Linked DNA regions of Homo sapiens: region 1 is linked to region 2. The links are chromatin loops, found by intact Hi-C in ENCODE. Cell type or tissue: IMR-90. All regions are shown on one strand. Links, peaks and the distances in the headings refer to the core of each region. The heading gives the core; the rest is flanking DNA.

Region 1 (2,918 bases), core at 128-2,627, 67 kb after region 2:
GGCACTATAGACGACCAGGATGGTCCATCCTTCCTCCACCACTAGTGACAGCAACAAGGCTAGCTTGGGGAATTTTAGCATCGCTCAAAGCCATGACTAATAAATAGATAATTTAAGCAAAACTCATGCACTTGCTATGCTAGCAAGCATCAAGGCAAGTCCTTTAGTCACCTCCTTCCAACCAAATTGCTTTCCCTAAGCCCTTTCTATTGAGAAATTATGGACCCTCCACCCCCATTATATGCCCCAGGGCCTAGCACAAGGGCTGGCTGGCACATAATAGATGCTCAATAAATATTTGTTGAATGAATAATGGCCGAACAGATGAAGACTAAACATACCTAAAAGCTAAAGGAAATAATGCTAGCTGAGTCAGGAGACCTGGATCAGCCACTAATCCATCTTGTGACCTTGAGCATGTTCCTCTCTTTGGGTCTAAGTCTCTTCCTCTGTAGAATTTTGCACTGAACTCAGTGATCTTTTAGGGGTCTTCCATTTCTGGGAGTTCATAATTCTGTGATCCGTACTCTTGTACCAAATACCACTTGCCGCCACCACCCCTGCTCTGCCCCGCCCCACCCAAAGAAGTAAAAGAAACTTCCATCTAGTCATCAGATAGTATTGGGATCATGCTGATAGGGAAAAGAATATAACTTGGGGTTTTGGACCAAGCCAATATCAGAGAAGCCACTGCTTCCCATTATGCCAATGGGGATTGCTGATTAGGTCTCACTCCTATGACACAAAGGCACAACATTCAAGGTCCTCCGCTCCTTGCCTCCTCTGCCTTGTCTTTGATGTCCCATGAGAAGTATGTTGACCAGACAATATCCCCTTGGCTCTGGTAGTGGTTGGAGTCAGTAAGCTGTTGGAGATCTGGGAGTCCTGGTCATTGCAGAACAAAATTCTTGTCCACTGTTATAAGCACATAGGTCTTGATTTTAAAAGTCTTATGCAGCCATAAAAATATACACAGACCAACCTGCCTGGGATTAAAGGGAACTAGGCAGAAAACCAGAAAAGGTAGAGTCTCTCTTAGTGGGCCTTTCCCTTTTTGTCTCTCTGAATTGGGTTTCCATGGGGATCTGTGGGTAAAACACATGAACTTTAAACACTTTTTAAAAAAACTTAAAATGACATTTAAGAGACCTCCAATATTGGAAATCTTTTATTCTCTGATTCAAAATATGTAACCAGTAGAAAGGTGGTTTGTTTCGTATGTGTTCTTTTAGTGTGATGAGTCAGGCTGAAGCTGGGATTGGGCAATGACTATGTGAGTATGTGGTGAATTTCAGAGGGGAAGTGCTGTTTGAGGAAAGGCAAAGCATATTTATCAGACAAAGAATGTATGAAGCCTAAAGCATGTGTTTAATACTTTGAGAAGCTGGTTACTCATACCTCCCTCCTCCTTGACACATACAGTTAGGCTCCATGATCAAACATCAGATTTAGGCTAGACAATCTTTGAGGTTTGTTCCAGTTCTGATGTTTTTTCTCTGACTGTGTGAGATTATTCAGACTTGCAAGTGCACTTTTCCAATGAATCCCCTGTGGTTACTTTCAATGTTTTATTCCAGGCAAGGAACAAATGACTGTAAAGTGGCTAAACCTCAGTAGGCTTGGCCATAAAGTGACACGGAAAATTGATAGTTAGTGATGGGCCATGAACTATGAAGTAGGGTGAACCCTTTGGATCCTCAGGACCCAATAGCTCAAAAATAGATCAAGAAGGAAGTGTGTACATGAGGGAAAATTGCTTATAGTGATGTGCCTATTTGCATTGAAATGTCATCCCTTGGGGGGTCCCCCCACCTGTCATGGGACAAATGTCTTATAGAAGAATGTGACAGCAAATGTGCCACACTGATCAGATGCTTTTGGCATACTTGAACCTTCCTGGTGTTATAAATAGGAGGGAATGAGCCTGGACTTAAATATGTCATGCTGTCAGAAACAGAAGGGATGTGCTACCATTAATAAGGGGCTTAGAGGATCCTATAGTTAAGAGCCAAAGAAGCCCTCTATTTCGAGAAGGGAAAAGTTCAATGACTGTCCGCTATCAGAGCACAATACGAGCTAAATTACTAGCAGTAGGTTGGTCCTTGACCCCTTTGGATCATAGGGAAATGATGATAATAGAGTTGGCAAGCCCCCAAGGCGCCCTCCAGACTGGACATGCATGGAGGCTGGGTCAGCCAGTTTCCACCACACTTCCAATTGCCAGTGTACTCTCTTCCTTGGAGCATTACCACCACACTCTCAGCAGGGTGGATTTGGGAAGTGGCCTGGAATATGGCAGGCCTTCCCTCTCATCCTGCTGGGAATAGTCTTGTCCGTTCCCGTTCTAGGAAAGAGAAGCAGAGAGATGCCAAAGGCTCAGGTACCTGTTGAATCAGAGAGTGAGCAGTGAGCAACACAGAAGGGTGAAGGCCTAGAGCATGTGGGGACCTCAAAGGTTATCTAGTAAAATGTTTTCCAAAATGTCCATTATAACCCATGAAATTAATTTAGAAGGTCACAATAAGCATTTTAAAAATAATATGCACTAGAAAATTTCAGAGTTTGTCACGCAGAGTAGGGATAATTAGTTTTGTGAAATTTGCTTGAGGTATATATAAAGATTATATATATAGTTTTAAATATATATCAGTTATATATGTGTACATTTTACATCACGACACATATGTGATGTATACATATACATTATTGCATATATAGCTATACACAGATATATAAATATACACAGGTCGTCCTTCACTGACGGTCACTGACATAGTTTCAATTGTCCTCAGCCTACAGTTCACTCTCCTCTGGACACAGTCAAGTTGGTTCTAAAGTATGGAGCCCCAGAACCTCAGCAGCCCTTCAAGGTATAGCCTACTCAGAGCAGAGGAAAACATGACTATCTCCTCATTTGT
Region 2 (2,918 bases), core at 283-2,782:
ATGCCTATAATCCCAGCACTGTGGGATGCCAAGACGGGAGGATCGCATGAGCCCAGGAGGTCAAGGCTGCAGTGAGCCGAGATCGTGCCACTGCACTCCAGCCTGGGTGACACAGCGAGACCCTGTCTCTCTCTCTCTCTCTCTCTCTCTCTCTCTCACACACACACACACACACACACACACACACACACACACACACACATCCCCTGAAACAAAAGAAATCCCAAAACTTTGGCCCAGGAAATCCTGAAGGTCCCTCCAGTGCTGACATTCTAAGACTCTAAATCACCACAGCACGTCTTGGGTGTTCTTCTGGCCTGAGGGGTAACTTGATGACTCTAAGTCAAGTGATTTGGAAAGCTGCCCACTTTACTGCAGTCCACTACAGGCTCCAGGCAAAGTTATGGGGAGAAATTAGGAAGCTGCCATTCAAAGTTAGTCTTAAGGGTGTGGGTAGGGGTAATAGTCTCCAGAGTCCAGGTGCCCCCTAGTGGCCAAAGGCATAAAGGGCTGTGGATAGAGTGTTCCTTTGGGTCTAGATTGGTATCCATTTAGGGCAACCAGTTCCAGAGCATGGTTTTTCTCAACCATCCTCAGAGACTGTGAGTTTGTGGGTCGGGGGAAAGGAGGATGAACCTAAAAACCCTTTATAGTTCTGGCCATTATACCTGACCAGGCTGTATTCCTTCTTCAACCCAAAAGCAGAATGATAGAAAAAGGCTCAGTAAATCCTGAGCATAACCCCAAATTCAGATCAGTTTGCTTAACTCCCAAGTCCTCTCAAGAAGGGGCTATTGGTGGCTCATCAGGTTCATTTTCCCATCCTGACCTGTAGTCTCAGAAGCAGCTTTCCAAACAAATAACCACTTGCTAGTTCAACAGCACCAAGGGAGCCTGGGAAGGTTTTAACACCTCCTCTCATAATTTACATTAGTACTCACATATCCATGATATTGACAGTTGGTGTTTTCTCAAATTTAGGTAATATGCTTTTGCAAACACATCTTGAAAAACCGTTCCCTAGTCCCTTCTTCCAACCAGTACCCCCTGCCACCCTTAAAAACTGTCTATTTGGAAATTCCGAAGCCATTTCAGGCTTCATGTAGCACTCATAACTCTTTGCTTTGGCTAGCAAGGTGTTTTCAAGATTAAGGTATATCAGGCACCAAAAATAATAAAGTAGGAAACTCCAGATCTACATTCCTCCTAAAAAGAAACTAATGCGCTAGAAAAACTGTCAGAATCAGCTTTTGAAGGACGCTGGAATCTAGTCAAAAACTTACAACAAGGGGAATACTTGGTGAAGAAAGATGTTGCTTTGTGGTAAGAGACTGTTGTGGCATTTTAAATCACCCACTTATCATCCCCCATGCCCTAGATCAGCAGTGGCTGTGAGGACAGTAGATGGCACTCTTGGTGCAAGTTGCTAGTTCCAGAGGGAGCAATATGAACCTTACTCTCAAAGAATTGTGGTATGGGCCTCCACCAGCCTGGAGGCTCCCTCAAAAACTGGCAGGAAGGTTTTCCTATGTTTCACCTGACTCAGAGTGTTTGCAGGGCTCCAGTGGCTTCCAAGGAGGCTGTTACTGAAAGTATTTAAAGGCACAGGTATTGGCTGCAGCAGCCTGGGGTTAGGGATAACACTTGAGACAAATGATAGACACACCTAGAAGCCTGGGAAAGAAGAGATTGGGACTGAAGATGTGTATGGGAAAAAGAATTTTTAAAAGCTCCTATGTACACCAGGGAATCAATAAAGCCACAATCATTCCCAGGGGAGGACACATGCTTGAAAAGACTGGAGAAGAACCTAAGCTTTCACCTCAGGCAGGCCTTCAGGCTCCACATATGCAGGAAGGGAAAGCTGAGGCAGAGTTAGGGCCAATATGTGGAGACTGGGATAGTACTCTTTCCTTTCTTGTTTTTATTTTTTAAAATTTTTATTTCAATAGTTTTGGGGCAATGGGTAGTTTTTGGTTACATGCAGAAGTTCTTTAGTGGTGATTTCTGAGATTTTTGTGCACCCATCACACAAGCAGTATACACTGTGTACAATGTGTGTAGTCTTTTATCCCTCACCCCACTTCCACCATTCCCCTAGTCCCCAAAGTCCGTTATAGCATTCTTATGCCTTTGCATCCTCATAGTTTAGTGAGAACATACAACATTTGGTTTTCCATTCCTGAGTTACTTCACTTAAAATAATGGTCTGCAACTCCATCCACGTTGCTGCAAATGCCATTATTTCATTTCTTTTTATAGCTGAGTAGTATTCTATGGTGTATATATACAACATTTTCTTTATCAACTCGTTAGTTGATGGGCGTTTAGGTTGGTTCCATATTTTTGCAACTGCAGATTGTGCTGCTATAAAGATATGTGTGCAAGTGTCTTTTCCATATAATGACTTCTTTTCCTCTGGATAGATACCCAGCAATGGGATTGATGGATCAAATGGTAGTTCTGCTTTTAGCTCTTTAAGGAATCTCTGCACTGTTTTTCATAGTGGTTGTACTAGTTTACATTCCCACCAGCATTGCAAAAGTGTTCCCTTTTCACTACATCCACACCAACATCTATTTATTTTATTTTTAAATTATGACCATTCTTGCAGGAGTAAGGTGATATCACATTGTGGTTATAATTTGCATTTCTCTGATAGTGATGTTGAGCATTTTTCATATGTTTGTTGGCCATTTGCATATCTTCTGTTGAGAATTGTCTATTCATGCCCTTTGCCCACTTTTTGATGGGGTTATTTGTTTTTTTCTTGCTGATTTGTTTGAGTTCCTTGTAGATTCTGGATGTTAATCTTTCATCAGATACATAGTTTGTGAATATTTTCTCCTACCCTATGGGTTGTCTGTTTACTCTACTGATAATTTCTTTTGCTGTGCAGAAGCTTTTTAGTTTAATTA

Evidence for each region. A loop is a pair of places that touch in the nucleus more often than their neighbours do. Peaks named below come from ENCODE experiments on the same cell type or tissue, not always from the same donor. Only the 100,000 strongest peaks of a DNase experiment are listed, where the experiment ranks them.
Region 1: it touches region 2 in a loop (13-fold over the local background); 15 of 110 quality-filtered maps call a loop at or near these places.

Annotation. Positions count from the first base shown.
Region 1 is chrX:74,449,964-74,452,881 of GRCh38, forward strand. All of the region lies in intron 1 of SLC16A2 (solute carrier family 16 member 2), which reads left to right. Among named protein-coding and RNA genes, the nearest start is that of SLC16A2, 30 kb to the left of the region's middle. In IMR-90, for the core only: no CTCF peak of the experiment used is centred there; DNase peaks (open chromatin) are centred at 128 and 1,338; H3K27ac peaks cover 414 bases.
Region 2 is chrX:74,382,388-74,385,305 of GRCh38, forward strand. No RefSeq gene overlaps it. Among named protein-coding and RNA genes, the nearest start is that of SLC16A2, 38 kb to the right of the region's middle. RefSeq lists an enhancer at 1-104. In IMR-90, for the core only: CTCF peaks have their summits at 487 (motif pointing left) and 1,404 (motif pointing right); DNase peaks (open chromatin) are centred at 414 and 1,404.